Regions from separate parts of the Homo sapiens genome. Here region 2 is linked to region 1. Evidence: read pairs that join two places in POLR2A ChIA-PET (ENCODE). Cell type or tissue: PC-9. All regions are shown on one strand. Links, peaks and the distances in the headings refer to the core of each region. The heading gives the core; the rest is flanking DNA.

Region 1 (8,344 bases), core at 125-8,124:
TATAATAAACTTTCACTCTCCCCTACTAGAAGAAAGGCATGGTAATGTAATCTTTTTGCAGCTATTTCTCTTTTCTAGCTTTGTTTAAAAGTAATGTGTATTCCCTGAATGGATATCCATTGACAGAATATTGGTGATACAATGGTTGTTGATATTGGACCTCAACAGAAAGCCTTAGCCGCTACACACACTCAGTGTTAACTCACAGGCAGATGGTTGAAGTGTTGCTTTTAATTAATAATCTAGAGCTCCTTTTAGAAGCATTTCCTGATCAAAGCAGTTAATCTTTGTTAGTGAAGATATCAATCTAGAATTATAAGTGAGATTTTCATATTTAGCTAGTGTTCCTGGGGATTTTTTTTCTTTGTTATTTTGGATGAGGTGACCATGTGATCATTTTGCAGGTGAAGACAATTTGGATTGTTGAGTTCTTACTCATCAAAACACTGTGAAATGTATATGAGTCCATTATAACTGTAAATTTTTTTTGCTATGAACCAACTTTTTTTTTTTTAGTTTTAATACTTCTGACTTACTTGTTAGTATTAGGAAAAGTTGTCTCGTATTGGTTAAATTTAAGATATAGTCTCTGAGTAATAATATAATTAATTATATAACATGTTATATATTCTCACTAGTTTATTTCCTTTCAGATCACATTTATTGAAATAGAATTGAAGTGGTTGTTACATAATGATAAATAAACAAACAATAATAATATTTGTAATACTAATGGATACTTCTCTTTCTTTTCCCATTCACCTTGAATCAGAAGAAGCTCATTCACACAGAAGACCCATTTAATGATGAACATCAGGAGAGGCAAGAGGTGGAAATGTTGGCTAAGAAGTTTGAAATGAAATATGTGAGTATAATAAACTGATCACTTAGGTAATTTTATCCTATTGACCTGTTTGCTTTCTGTGGCTGGTTGGGAGGGCCTATAAATATCCGTTGCCTGCCTTACTTTGTTCTCACCAATGGAAACCAAATGAATGGTTAGACAGTCAAATAAAGATTCCAACAGGCTTGTGATAGTTAAAGTAGCCATCATTCATTTTTATTTTTATTTATTTATTTTGGAAACAGGGTCTCGCTCTGGTGCCCAGGTTGGAGTGCCGTGGTGCAGTGTTGGCTCACTGCAACCTCCGCCTCCCAGGTTCAAGCCTTTCTCATGCCTCAGCCTCCCAAGTAGCTGTGACTACAGGGGCAACACCACACCCAGCTAATTTTTTGTATTTTTGGTAGAGACGGGGTTTCACCATGTTGGCCAGGCTGGTCGTGAACTCCTGACCTCAAGTGATCCATCCTGCCAAGTAGCCATCATTTATTATAGTCTTTCTAGAGTCTGGGCGGTTTGCTTTACATATATTATCTCCAATCTTTGTAACAAAACCACAAGCTAAGTAATATTGACCATATTTTACAGATGAGGAAACTGAGGCTCTGAGTTCAAGATTAAGTAGCTGATACAGTGTCACACAGTGGCAAGAGTAGGCTACAGGTCCAGGTCTGTGTAGCTCTAACTCTGTTCCCTTTCCGCCACCATCGAGAATGCTATTTTAATTCCTTTGGTATAGTAGTTCTGAAACCTTCCTGCCTCCTAAGAGTTTGAGAGTGAATGTGTGTACTTCTAAGCTCATTGCGTCAGACTCAGAACCAGCATGAGACTTCTTTGAAAGTGTCCGGTTTATGCTAAATATTCATGTACATTTTATATTCAGTGCCACAATATAGTGGTGTTTGTTTGAATACAAAAACAATTTTTAATTACCTGATTAAGTTGCTTAACATTTTTCTCAAATTTTCTAGTATTACTAAATTTGTAGAAAGCCCCACTCCTCACCCCACATTTACACTATGGCTTTGAGTACTCTTGGCACTTTACTAAAACATAACCCAGTTGAGAAGCAACACCTTACCCCTCTGATTCCTCTGTGAGCATTGAAAAGTATCCCACAGGAGAAAGGATATCAGCTCACATTGGCCTTGTCATTGAGGGCCTTGTACCCTCAAGATACAACAGGGATCTTGACCCATATGTGCTGGCTCCTTGTGGTAATTAAGAAACCATTTGAAGGTAGAAGAAGTAGATGAGAATAGATTGGAATTGGAATCAGGTCCTAGGCCATACTTTGCCATCTGCTAATTGTGTCCTTTTGGTGAGGTTTTTTAGCTTTGGGCCACAGTTTTCTTTTTCTCTCTTTTTTTCTAAGACAGAGTCTCTGTCACTCAGGCTGGAGTGCAGTGGTGTGATCTTGGCTCACTGTAACCTCCACCTCCTGGGTTCAAGCAATTCTTCTGCCTCAGCCACCTGAGTAGCTGGGATTACAGGCATGCACCACCATGCCTGGCTAATTTTTGTATTTTTAGTAGAGATGGTTTCACCATGTTGGCCCGGCTGGTCTCGAACTCCTGACCTCAACTGATCTGTCCACCTTGGCCTCCCAAAGAGCTGGGATTACAGGCGTGAGCCATTGGGCCTGGCCAAGGGTACAGTTTTCCTATCTATAAATTGAGAGGTTCAGATTTTTCCGAGACCCTATTGTTCTCTATTCTGTGACTATATAATAATAAATTTAGGGATAGACTGGTGGGTGTTTAAATAGAAGGAATAGCATTGTAGTATTTAATTACAGTGTAATCTTTTGAGACTATATTGTATCATGATGTATAAATTGTAAAATCCTATAGGATGTATAAATCCTAAAATCCTAGCATGTATAAATCCTAAAATACTGTGTTTTTTATACAAGTTATACATTGGTTACACTTAATGTTTTAACCAACTAGTACACTTATGTGGCTCAAAATTCAAAAATTAAAAATCTTCCTTTTATTGTATTGCCCACCCATGGAATCCCACTTCCTAGGCAAGTAACACTCCTGTGGTACTAGAGATACATCTCTATACATACACATCTATTCCTTTCCCACCCCCTTTTTATACATATTATAGAATTGTACACACTTAAGCTCTTTGCTTTTTATTTACTGTATCTTAGTATATTTGGGGGGGTCATATCAGGACAAAGTGCTTTCTCTCCCTTTTTTTTAAGGCTGCATGCTGTTTCATTGCATGGAACTATCACACTGTAACCAGTCCCCAAATGATTTAGGTTGCTTTCAAAAATTTGCCCTTATTAATAGTGCTGCAGTAAATTAGTCTGTAAAATGGCATTTTACACAATTTCAAGTTTATCTCTAGGAGAGATTCCTAGAATCAGACGATTCAGGTCGGAAGATTTATGCATTTATAATTTTAGTATATATTACTAAATTACCAGTTCTACTCCCTCCATCACTATATTAGAGTGTCTTTTTTTTTTTTTTTTTTTTTTTGAGGCAGAGTTTCACTCTTGTTGCCCAGGCTGGAGTGCAATGGCGCTATCTCGGCTCACTGCAACCTCCACTTCCCAGGTTCCAGCAGTTCTCCTGCCTCAACCTCCCAAGTAGCTGGGACTGCAGGCATGCACCACCATGCCCAGCTAATTTTTTGTATTTAGTAGAGATAGGGTTTCACCATGTTGGTCAGGCTGGTCTCGAACTCCTGATCTTAGGTAATCCACCGCCTTGGCCTCCCAAAATGTTGGGATTACAGGCGTGAGCCACTGCGCCCAGCCTAGAGTGTCTATTTTGCTGTGGGTTACAAAATCAAGGATTTTAGAATTGCCCTTTGCAAATGGAAAAATTCCTATATATAATCCTATAAGTAAAGTGATTCAGTATATGACGCACTACCTTAAAGTTAGCATTAAGTCTTCTTAGTCAACCCTAGGATAGTATCTGGCATAGAAAGATCAGCGTTCTGAAGAAGTTGTTTGATGCGTGAAATTGAGTTTCAATTGACTTAGATATATTTAAGCCTTGTTATTTTGTTTACAGTGATAAAATATTACTCTTGTTATAGTCTAAATTAATGGGCTATATTTCTTCTCTGGATTTTTATTTTGCTGACTTACTGTCTTATTTCCATTCTAATTAGAGATTGTATGTATATTAACCAAAAAGCATGCCCAAGTGTTATATCTATGAGTATTGTGTGTGTGTGTATATGTATATATATATTTATTTGGTAGAGACAGGGTCTTGTTGTGTTGCCTAGGCTGGTCTTAAACTCATGAGCCTAAGCAATCCACCTGCCTCAGCCTCCCAAAGTGCTGAGTTTACAGATATGAGCCACTGTACCCAGCCTAAATATATATATATATATATATATATATTTTTTTTTTTAAATAATTATTTGGAATCTTTTAAGAAAATCATCAGGCCAAAAGTGACCTGAGAGAAGATACATTGTCCTGCTGGGCGTTATATGCCTAGAGCTCTAGGCTATCACAAAATCTCTCTCTTAAACTACAATGATCTTTATTGGTGTTTGGGGCAGGTGTTGCAGCAGTTGAAGATCAGTGATATCAGAAATTACAGGGAGTATAAAATTGTAAAAAGAGCACCCTGCATTGAATTTATGGGGTTCCCCCCTCCATTGTGTCCTATTTTTATGGCCATGTTCTGTTTCCTGTTATGTTGTTCTTATGCTCAGGTAATGTGACAGTTCATATTCAGCATCAATTACTAAATGGTTTTTTGGGAAAAGGTCAATATGACTATTAAGTACCTATTTTTACCTAGATTATACTAAATTGGTTGTTGTACATAAATCTTTTTAAATAGCTAAGTCCAAGTTTTGACATTTCTACAACCGTATAGGCTCCAGATTCGTCTTGATGGTTAGAAAGGAGGCAGGATACAGGTAAAAGAGGCTCCCATGCCTCTCTTTATTCCCAGTTAAGGCTCCAAAATGTTTAGGCAAAACATCTTGGTTTCCAATTCAGTTTTTAGATAGTCTGTAGGTAATATATGCCTTTTATGAGGCCACCTATACTCTATACTCAGGAGTAGGATGCTTCAATTTGATGGGTATAGACTTGTTATCTTAGCCTTCTAGGACATAGGATAACCTATAATTGTTGGAAGATTTCTCTTAGTGATTTTTTTCTCACTCCATTACCCCAGCCGTTCTGAAAGATCATACTGTCCTAGAATTGGATATAAATTCACTAATCTAAATGAAAGCACCTAACACAATACCTTGTGCCTAGCAGGGGCTCAGTTAAGACTCTTTGAATCTGAATGACTCTCTGAATAGGAAGACATATATTCTGCCAGGCATTTATTAATAATCATGAAATCACATTATAACTTTAAAATCTGCTTACTGTGCTATATAGACCTTGAATACTATCTTTCACACTTAGTTCTATGTGGTTTTGGGCTCTCAGAGCCCTAGTAGTTTCATACTTCTTTTAAAAAGAAGGGTAAGGGTAGATTTGATAGTAGAAAAGTAATTCTGAGCAGTCTTATAAATAAAACAGTTGACCAAATGGAATAACACTGTTTTCACTCAAAGACAAATTATTCTTCTAAATACTCTTGATTTTCTTGAGACCCTGTCTCTAATAAGAATAAGAATAATAAAATCAGCTAGGTGAAGCGGCCCGTGCCTGTAATCCCAGCACTTTGGGAGGCTGAGGTGGGCAGATCACCTGAGGTCAGGAGTGCAGCCAGCCTGGCCAACATGGTGAAACCTTTCTATCTCTACTAAAAATACAAAAATTAGCTGGGCATGGTGGTGGGTACCTATAATTCCAGATATTCGGGAGACTGAGGCAGGAGAATCCCTTGAACCCAGGAGGCAGAGATTGCAGTGAGCCGAAATCACGCCGTTGTACTCCAGCCTGGCGACAAGAGCGAGAATCCAGCTCCCCCCCCCAAAAAAAGTCTTGATTTTCTTTTGTATAACTTGTAAAAGTGAGTCTTTCCAGATAATGTTTTAAAGAATGGCAGTATCTTGGAATAACTAATTTCTGATGAGTAACATCTTCACAGTAAATACTACTCGGCTAAGTGGAAAGAAATATAATTTTGTCTTAAAATAATTATAGATTATTGTTTTAAACTGTCTTCAAATGTGAAACTGATACCAAGTAGTTAGTTTTGAAAGCATTTGTGTACTGTTTCTGGGAGTTGTAAGAATCATATCAATTACTCATATTATTTTAGTTGATCATCCACACTTGCTGAGGGGTTAGAGCTTCCTTGGGAACTTCATAGGCTGGTTAACCTGTTTGTTTTGGCCTTATGTGAGGTCTGGTCCCTAAGGATCATCTCGATGTAGAGCTTTGGGCAAACTTGTTGACACCACCACAAAGTAAATTCTACTTGCAAAACACAAATACCAGTGGATTTAGGGTTTTGTAGACCAATAATAGTATGATATTACATGTACAATAAAAACATAAAATAATCTTTTAAAGCAAACTGGGGGAGGGGAGAGGGCCTTAAAGGGCAAGGAGGAATTCCTAGCTCAAATAATAATTTCTTTATTGCAGTTACCCATTCTGATCACTTGCTGTGACATGCCCTTTTAATTCCTTGGCCTCTTTGAATTGAATAAATTCTCTTCAGCCTTCTTTAATGCCTTAGGAACAATTGAGAATCAGCAGTTTTAGGGTATTTAGGAGGAAGGACTGGTATCCATATGTGGTGATTATAGAAGTTGTGTATACTATTTTTGTGCTGTGTAGTCAGCTCTTGGCTGTATTTCCACTGCCTTGAAACTCAGCTCCTTTCTATTGGTAGGTTGAAGAAATGGGCACAGATGTAAAGAGATAAGGTGGCAGGGCTGGGACAAGTAGGGAGTCTTGTGACGACAGGATGTTTTCTTCTCACTTATAGGACTGGTGTGTTTTTTAGTAATCAGGGTCATTCTTGCTCTGTCTACTAGAGGTTATCAATGAATGTTGGTTTTTAGTTTGGTTTACTATTAGCTGGAGGCAATTTGGGGTCAGGGGGTCTAGTACTAAGAACATCTTGTTTGTTTGTTTTCCAGTTGAGTGTTACACTGTAATGAGGCTGCATTGGCCTAAAACACTGATTGTCAGGTTAAGCAAGTACTAATGACTCAGTAAGGAATATTCTTCTGAGTCACAGGGAGCTAGTACCTAGAACAGTAGATAAGAAGAAAGTTCTTCACTTTAGATATAGCAAAATTCAAGGGTTTTTTTTTGTTCTTGTTGTTTGGAAAATAAGTTTTGATTTTTATAAGATCTACTTAATTTATAAACTGTGTAATATCAACTGCAGAGGTTCAGAGAATTTATCAAGTAAGACTTTGATTCTGTTGCAGTAAGGGTACTGAAAAAGAGAGTAATTCAACAGAAGTCTTTCTAGTAGGGAAGATAGTATAATCCTTTGCCAATGTAACTTGAGTTTCTTTAGGTTAAATTTTAATATTTGTGAATTAATTTATATGTACCTTTCTGGCAACTGCCAAAAGTTTGGTTCCAGCTTATACAATTTACACATTATTGAATTTTAGCACAGTTAGGGAACTGGAGGGTGGAGAATAGATATGGGGTGGTAAGGCAGGAGGCAGGTCAGGGTTAGAAGTTTTCCAGGAAGGCCACAAGTGAGGAAAAGCAAACTGTACCTAGAAAACTACTCTAATGGCCTCTGTGATGAAGGAGGGAACTGGAGATTGTGCCTTATAGTTGGCAAAAATCTATTTATAAGTGGAGCAATGCCTTTGGAACTCTGGTTGTTGGAGAGTGAGTTAAGAAAGAGCTACTCAGGTTTGGGTGTGTCAAATACACGTTTTCCAAAACTCTTTCCCCACAGTGGGACTGGAAAGTAGAGCCAAATGAGGAGGAGTTCAAAACTTTGGTAGTGAACATTTGGTGGGCCAAACCTAATAAAATAACATTTATTGAGTGGGTAGTACATGTCCTTAATAAAACTCGGAAGATACAAAAGCTAATGATAGAAAGTAAATCTCCTTCCTACCCCTGACTCCCAGCTAACCAGGTCACTCCTTAGAGACACTGTGAGTTTCTTGCCCCAGAGAGCTATGTGTATGTGGGCAGTCACATATTTCAAAGATTTTTTTTTGTTACTGTTCACTGTAAGAGGATATATAAATACAGATAAATGAAAAGATCAAAATAAAAATCAGCAAATCACCTGTAAGTCCACTGCCAGGCAGAACCACTGTGAATAGTTTGATAGTTGAAAGTGTATCCTTTCAGGAGTTTTAAAAATCCATGTGCAATTACGTTTGTACTTTCTTACACTATAAAAAAATTTTTTTAAGAGCCTAGTGTGGTGGCTCACACCTGTGATCCCAGCTACTTGGGAGGCTGAGGCAGAGAAGATAAATGTCTTGAGCCTAGGAGTTCAAGACCAGCCTGGGCAACATAGCAAGACCCCATCTCTTAAAAAAAAAGTTAGATCACCTGAGCAATACATGAATATGTTCCTTTTATTAAAAACAAATTCAAATAAT
Region 2 (8,344 bases), core at 52-8,051, 390 kb before region 1:
TAATTCTACTAGGATTAGCAAATATACTCTGAGTGATTTCACTTCTTGAAATTTTTTAAGATTTGTTATGGTCCAGCATATGGTAAATTTTTAAAATGTATTTTAAAGGAAGCTGTATTTTACAGTTGAGTCCAGGGTTCTATATATGTCAATTAGGTCAAATTGATTAATCATGTTGTTCCAATCTTCTATATCCTTTCTGTATCTTTACATTTTTTGATGTGTTGCTCATAAGCCAAATACATTTTTTAAAAATCAAATCTAATAATCTTTGTCTTTTAATTGAAATACCTAGTTATTAACATTTAATGTAATTCATTATAGATCTGAATTTAGATATCTACCATCTTAAGTTTTCTTTCTGCATGTCCTGTAAATTCTAAGTTCTTTTTTCTCCTATTTCCTACCTTCTTTTGGATTATCTTTAAGTTATTTTGCTCTTCCTTATTATTTTATATTTAAGCATTCTTTAGTGAGCCTAGAACTACACTAGAATCCTTCACTTATAACAGTCTAACATAAAGTAGCACTTTTACATCTTCCTGGACAATGGACCTTATCTCCATATTAAGCATAATTATTTTAGAATCTGTGTCTGATAACTCCAATATCTGGATCCCCTGTAGTTCTGCTTCTATTGTCTATTTCTTTCTAATTAAAAAAAAACCTGTATTTTCTTTTCTTCTCATATGCCTGGGGGTGGGTGTGGGGGTGTGTGTGGAAGGGGGGCTACTGTAGCAATAATATAAGGCCAAGAGTGATGTAATCTTCTTCTAAAAGGGATGTTCATTTGTTTCTGCCAGGGAGCAACCCTAATCAACTTTCAAAGCTGAGCTTTACTTCCTGCAGGGACTGATCTACTTATGATTCACCCTTACTCCTAGAGCATAACCTCCAAACTCAAAACCTCTGGATGTTTACCAGGGTCTCCCCTCGTGCTCCCAGCCCCATGAGTCTGTCAAAGGCTTTGCCTGGCTTCCTAGGTGCTTCTTCTGGAATCCGCAGGTGTCCCTGGGGAAAAAGTGGCCCAAGAAGCAGGGCTCATGCCTCTGGATTTCCTGGATCTTGGTCTCATACCGCTTCACTGCCCTGTTAACTCTGTGGGGTTTTTAATGTTAATATCTTGTTCAGCTTTTCCAGTTGTCCTCAGCAGGAGAGTTGGTCCAAATTACCTAGCCTGTCATTACTGGAACAGAACTTAAATTCCAACTATTTTTCCCTCCTCTTCTGGTTAGATCAAGAGAATATACAACGCAGAGTTTTACATCTGCTCATATTAGCTAAAATTAGTGAGTTTATAAAGTTTTTAAAAACAGCCTATGTGAGAAAGTGATAATACATTTTGTTTTGAAAACCTTACCTTGGCAATGGACCCGTCGGGGGAGTCATTCCATAGTCTTCGTATCTCTGGAAGACATACAAAAGAACATGAAGATTAATATTCAATACTTATTATAAAGTGACAACAGCAAACTTATAAATTCAGCTTTACAGGATCAACTTTCAAGAGAATTATTTTCTCATTAAAACTTAGCATGTTACCGGGCACTCTGCCACCAAGTGATGCTACAAGTTTCGGTTCGAGGACCTGCACTACCAGACTTTAGAAAACACACAACTCATTTCTAGATCTTTCCTTCTTTTGTATATTACAACTATAAATATGAATAGCTGACAGGCTTGCTGTGCCTGCTCTTCCCCACAGATCCATCTGTATCTTCTGCTGCAAACCTGTATCTTCTGCTAAAAGGCCTCATATCTTTTGCTAAAAGGCAGGCCTGAATGCCCACAATTAGCACAAGTGACTCCAACCACATGAGCCACAAAGGTCAGCGAGACCCAGTGGCTGCCCAGTACCTATTCAAATACCTCAAGCAACTCAAGTATCAAATGCTGTCTCATGTTGCAGAATGCTGCAAAAAAAGAAAACCAGAAACTAGAGAGACTCTACAAGACGAAGGCAGCACGTTCTGTTTCTGACCGTTTACTGGTCCCCAGGAGACCCGGCTATATTTTCTGCCCTTAAGTTCCATAAGGTGCCCCCGTATCCTTCAATCAACTCTTTTTACTTGAGCTAACCTGAACTAGCCAAATGTTCTTTGACTAAAACAATATGCCACATGATTTAAGGAAACATACATCTAAGAGATCTGTTGTATTCCTGGTGAAATCAATATATCCTAACCCTAATATACATGGGACTCTTATTTCAACATTTCTTTTCAATAACTGTGAATTGTTCCTTTTGGAATTAGATATTTCAGAAGAACAGTAACTATGGGCAGAGTCTGTCCAGCGGCAGTCAGTTGGAACCAATGGTTTGTCTAAGTTAGGTCTAAGTCAGCCTTGCTTCTGAAGTTGCTCTAATATAACATCTTTCTTTTTACAAGCTGTCATTTACTGAATTAGTATTTTGAGTTAAGCATTGTATGAGCATTAACCTAGGCCCACAACATCACTAAAAAGTACTCACTGCCTCTGTTTTATAAATGAAACCAACTCACAAAGAAATTAGGTGATTTCTTCCTAATGTCTTTTGGACTCCAAAGACCATGCTTCTCACCAATCCCCCTGCACTGCCCATGGTTTCCAAAACAAGACACTCTCCTGTGAACAAATATCTATTTTGTGAGGGGAAAAAGTAGAGGCTTTGGAGTCACACAGACTGGCTTAACATCCCTGGGCCTATTCCTTTATGCCAAGAGAATATAACGATCTCCACATTCACAGAGTTCTAAGGGGATTATTAAATATGAAACCGTGGTCAGATTACTTCACCTTCTGACTCTCTCTGCTTCCATCCCCTTGGCTGTCATGTGGAACCTTGTGGAGTTCCCCAACTGAGGCAAAACAAGGGAAAGAGGGTTATGGAGGAAGGGAGAAAGAGAAGGAAAAGAAGCTTCCATTCCTTTTCCAAATAATTAAAGGGAAATCTGAGACTACATAGAGATTATTCACAGTGCTGGTGCTTTCGGCACAGTATGGGTTTTTAAAGCATATTCATATGCAAAATCTAAAAAAAAGTCAATGCTTACCAGTTTACCTACCAAAGTCTCAGGAGTTCTTAGTGGCATATTAAGAGAAAAACAATGAAAAATAGCTGTCCGCTTATTATCTGTTGTATCTTTGTAGTGTGAGGATTTCAACTCTATTCTCATCAGAAAAAGAATGTCATATTTCTAGGGACTACATGCCCTGATGAAAAGGTTTAAAAAAAAATGACAGACAGAATTTCTCTGATTCTGTTGCAGGATGGATCACACCTACATAAAAGTTTGGGAAACAAAATTGCATTTGAAGGTTTCAATCAGCTAGGTATATAAAAATCCCACTTTAATGCATCCCTTTTTTCTATTCAGTATAAAACACAGGCCGACAGAGTGAGGAAGGCAAGTTAGATGGTTGGTAGAGTCTGGGATAGGCCCGAGGTAAAGCAACCAGACAGTAAGGTCTGCTTGTGAAGTGTCTCAGCCCAGGGATTTGTACTTGCTACTCAAAGGACTAGTCCATAGAGAGCTTACCTTCTCAAGGAAGCAGCAATACCAACTATCACGTGGCCTGACTCACTGATACATAACACTCCTACCCTCGCAAAAAAGGAGTAATAATGTCATCAGGTGGCAAATAAAGGCTCATGCGGTAACTGAAGGCACCTTGAAATCCACATTCCTGTGGTTTTTCTTTTTTTTTAACCAAAAAAAAGCAAATAGCAGCAAATAAGAGAGTGATCAGGCTCCCCTTGGCAACATTAACTTTACAATCCATTTACAAACATGTTGAAATTATATTAGATATGCACAGATAAAGCCAATGATTCTGGTTTTCCACTAGATTAAGCTGCTACCATTCTCATCCAACTACATCAGGGTAACATCAAAAGTCCACAATGAGAAAACCATTGAATAATGGTGTTTATTAAAAAAATCTTACTATGGGCTTGAATTTATAAGGCATTATCAGGGAATCCTGGATCTGCAACACCTATGAACAATGAACAAATAAGAGAAATAACAACACGAACCTGCCAAAAATTACTGCTAAAAATTCATCAGCAGAAACCAAATAAGGAAAGGAGCAGAATCACGCTACACACTGAGAAAAGCAGTGGTCAAGGGGGAAACAAACAAACAAAACGAAGATTCTGGCAGCACGATGTGGCTCCTAAGCCCATCCCCAGAATGCTCAGCATTACATTGCCACTTAGAGAGAGTACACTGAGGGGTGCACTGGCAGTCAGGGTGAAGGGGAGGGAGGGGGAATCAGGAAAAGCCTGGAAGCAGAGAGAAGTAACAATCAGAGACCAGCAGTGAACAAGTTCAGGTCAGCTCATCAGATGAGCCTTTCCCTTTGGAAAACGCAAGACAAGCTAAGCTAAGAGGCTCGTGGTAGGTCTTCCTCCTCTTTTCCAGTCCTCCTGTCACCCTGAGATGCATCCAAGGCGTTGGACCTTCAGCAACTTGGCTTACTCAACACCAGTGAACCACATTTTACCTATCAGCTGCCATGCTGTGTTCAGCATCAGAACTGCTCCACCCTAACATCGTATATTCAAGACCAGAGGCAGGGAGACAATTAAGAAGGTGTTGGTGAGAGATGACGGTGGCTCCAACTGATGTCATGGTGTGGATGGATTTAAGAGGAAGAATCAGCAAAGTTCTGGCATGTTTAAATGACTCCAGCTTTCCATACCTTTCCTTTGCAGCACCTGGTCTATCATTTCAACTGCTCCCTCTCACCTGCACATCGCAGGTGCCTGACAAAGCCCTAGTCTTCATCAATCCCAATGCATATACTTGGGTACTGAATATTCATCAATGAAACTCGAGAACATTAATTAGAGCCACTTCAATTTCATGATAGTCAATCTCAACCACCCTGAAGGCTAAGAAATAATTCCTGTGTCCCTAATCTGTGTTGTCTCATTCTCCATAATAGGTCTTTCAAATCTCTCCTCTCCCTCACACCTCCTGCCCTGCCACATTTCTTCTGTTATTCTCAATGGATGATGACTCTGCCTTCTCTGCTCTGAGGATAAAAACCATGAGATGACTGGTTCCTCAACCTTCTACCAGCCAACTACAACCTGATTTTATCTGTGCCCAATCTTGCCCTCCTCCTTCCCATTAAATTAGAAGAAGCATATCCCCTCATTTCTTTTTTTATTATTTATTTTATTTTTTTTTTTTTGAGACAGAGTCTCACTCTTCCACCCAGGCCGGACTGCAGTGGCACTATCTCAGCTCACTGCAAGCTCCGCCTCCCGGGTTCACGCCATTCTCCTGTCTCAGCCTCCCGAGTAGCTGGGACTACAGGTGCCCGCCACCACGCCCAGCGAATTTTTTTTTTTTTGTATCTTTAGTAGAGACGGGGTTTCACCATGTTAGCCAGGATGGTCTCGATCTCCTGACCTCGTGATCCACCCACATCGGCCTCCCACATATCCCCTCATTTCTAAAGAGAGCTCTTCCACTGGTAATCCAGATTCATCTCATCCCCTTTTGTGAATTGTCAGACTCTTCTTCCGCACTGGCTCAGCACCATCCGCCATTAAACACGTTGAAGGCTCGCTGATTCTTCCTCTTGAATTTATCCACTGCATTGCACTAGCTGGAGTCACCAACTCTCTCACCAAGAATACTACAACAGCTTTCTATTAGTCTCTCTGTTTCTGACAACCATTCTTCACTCTAAAATGGGACTAATCTTTCAAAAGGCTTACCTAATTATGTCTCCACCTGCTCAAGACCCTTCCATGTGCAGCCATCACCCTCAGGATGACATGTAGGCTCCATAACCATCGGCTTCTTGCTTTTCCTCTCCTGCCTCATGTCTAACCACTTTTAGTGCCCGCTCTGTTACTACTCAGCCAGAACTCACTTAACTGCTTAGAACATACTGTAATAGTTAATTTTATGTATCAACCTGACTGTGCCACAGGACACCCCAATGTCTGGTTAAACATTATTTCTGGGTGTGTCTGTGAGGGTGTTTCCAGAAGAGGGTAGCATTTGAATTGGTGGACAGTAAGGCAGCCCTCCCCAATATGGGCAGGCATCTTCCAATCTGTTGAAAGCCTGAACAGAAGAAAAAGACAGAGGAAGGCTGGATTTGGGCTTCCTCTGACTGACTGCATGAGCTGGGACATGAATCTTCTCCCATCCTTGAAGCACCTGGTTTTCAAGCTTCCAGATTCAGACTGGAAACCATCGCTCAGGCCTTCAAACTACACCACTGGCTTCTGTGGGTTTCCGGTTTGCAGAAAGCAGATCATGGGATTCTCAGCCTCCATAATTACATGAGCCGACTCCTCATAATAAGTAAATTTCTCTCCCCCTCACTCTCTCCATACAAACACATATGCATACAGACACACCCACCCACCCACATACACACACACTACTAGTTCTGCTTCTCTGGAGAACCCTGATTATTTTAAATAATAGACCCTACATATGAATGGATAAACAAATGTGGTATATTCGTAAATGGAGTGCTATTATGTGCTGCTGTTTTCTTTGGGTCTATTATAAATAAATCTGCCATGATGTACAAGTCTTTGTATGAAAATATGCTTTGTTTCTCCTGGATAAATACTTAGCAATAGAATCCTGGTTCATACGGTAGGATATATGTTTAACTTTTTAAAGAGACTGCCAAACTGTTTTTCAAAGTGGTTGTGCTATTTTACATTCCCACCAGCAGTTCATGAGACTTCCAGTTGTTTACATTCTCATCACCATAATTGTAGATTTATTTCCACATGCAGTTTTATCAGTTTTTGCTTAATGTATTTTGAAGCTCTAATACTATGCACATAAACACGTAAGACTTTATGTCTTCCAGATAAACTGAATGCTTTATTATGAAATGATCCTCTTAATCTTTAATAATACTCTTTACTATGAGATCTATTTTGGCTAATATTAACATAGCCATTCCAGCTTTCTATGATTAGTGTTAGTATGGCATATCTTCCTCCAAACTTTTCTCCATACTTTTCCTTTTCACTTACTTGTATCTTTGTATTTAATGAAGGGTTCTTGTAGGCAGCATATACTTGGATCTTGCTTTTTATCCAAACTGACAAGCTCTGCCCTTTAATAGGGGTGTTTAGACCATTCACATTTAATGTGATTATTGATAAGGCTGGATTTAAGTCAACCATCTTGGTATCTGTTTTCAGTTTTCCCCATCTGTGCTTTTGGTATCTGTTTCTAATTTTCCCCATCTGTGCTTTATTGCTTTTCATTTCCTTGTCTGCCTTCTTTTTTTTTTTGAGACAGAGTCTCACTCTTTTGCCCAGGCTGGAGTGCAGTGGTGCAATCATGGCTCACTGTAGCCTCAGCCTCCCAGGGTCAAGTGATCCTCCCACCTTAGCCTCCTAAGTAATGCCCAGCTAATTTTTATATTTTTTGTAGAGACAGAGTCTCACTGTGTTGCCCAGGTTGGTCTCAAACTCCTAGGCTCAATCAATCCTCCTGCCTCAGCCTCCCAAGGTGCTGGGATTACAGGTGTGAGCCACCACATACAGCTTGTCTACTAATTCTATCATCTGTATCATTTTCTTCCTTCTTTGCTTGTCTGTTTAGTTTGATTTGATGCAGACATTATTAATTTTACCTTATTGAATGCTGCATATTTTTGTGTTTCTATATTCTTGAGCTTTGCTTGGGTTTAGATGTTATGGTTTTGTGGTTTGTTAGGTAGAACCAGAGCAGCTTTAAGTTGGGGCTAATTTTGCCCCATTACTGAGGCAAAACTCTTCCAAATACTCTAACTGATGTTGCATGAATTATGCAGTTTCCACCAACTGTTGGAAAAGGAACCATATCCCTCTGCTCAGGCTGCCAAAACAAAATACCTTAGAAATGGTGGCCTAAAACAACAGAAACTCCAGCACTTTGGGAGGCCGAGGCAGGCAGATCACGAGGTCAGGAGATCGAGACCATCCTGGCTACATGGTGAAACCCTATCTCTACTAAAAATACAAAAAATTAGCCAGGCGAGGTGGCAGGTGCCTATAATCCCAGCTACTCGGGAGGCTGAGGCAGGAGAATGGCGTGAACCCGGGAGGTGGAGCTTGCAGTGAGCCGACATTGTGCCACTGCACTCCAGCCTGGGTGACAGAGCGAGACTCCATCTCAAAACACACACACACACACACACACACACACACACACACACACACACGAACAGAAACTGATTTTCTCATAATTTTCTCGTAGTTATGGAGGCTGGAAAGTCTTACATCAACATCTGGCAGTGTTCAGTTTCAGGTGGGGCTTTCTTCCTGGCTTGCAGACAGTTGCCTGCTCTCTGTGTCTTAACCTGGCCAGAGAGAGAT

Evidence for each region. ChIA-PET counts read pairs that join two places held together with the same protein. Peaks named below come from ENCODE experiments on the same cell type or tissue, not always from the same donor. Only the 100,000 strongest peaks of a DNase experiment are listed, where the experiment ranks them.
Region 2: POLR2A ChIA-PET joins it to region 1 with 21 read pairs; 1 of 35 experiments calls an interaction of 5 or more read pairs at or near these places.

Annotation. Positions count from the first base shown.
Region 1 is chr7:139,236,233-139,244,576 of GRCh38, forward strand. It overlaps UBN2 (ubinuclein 2), which reads left to right. Exons shown (of 18, transcript NM_173569.4): 2 at 773-865. Among named protein-coding and RNA genes, the nearest start is that of UBN2, 9.2 kb to the left of the region's middle. In PC-9, for the core only: no CTCF peak of the experiment used is centred there; a DNase peak (open chromatin) is centred at 6,909; H3K27ac peaks cover 1,684 bases.
Region 2 is chr7:138,850,863-138,859,206 of GRCh38, forward strand. KIAA1549 reads right to left here. Exons shown (of 20, transcript NM_001164665.2): 17 at 1,361-1,407. Among named protein-coding and RNA genes, the nearest start is that of ATP6V0A4, 57 kb to the left of the region's middle. In PC-9, for the core only: no CTCF peak of the experiment used is centred there; a DNase peak (open chromatin) is centred at 3,609; H3K27ac peaks cover 2,795 bases.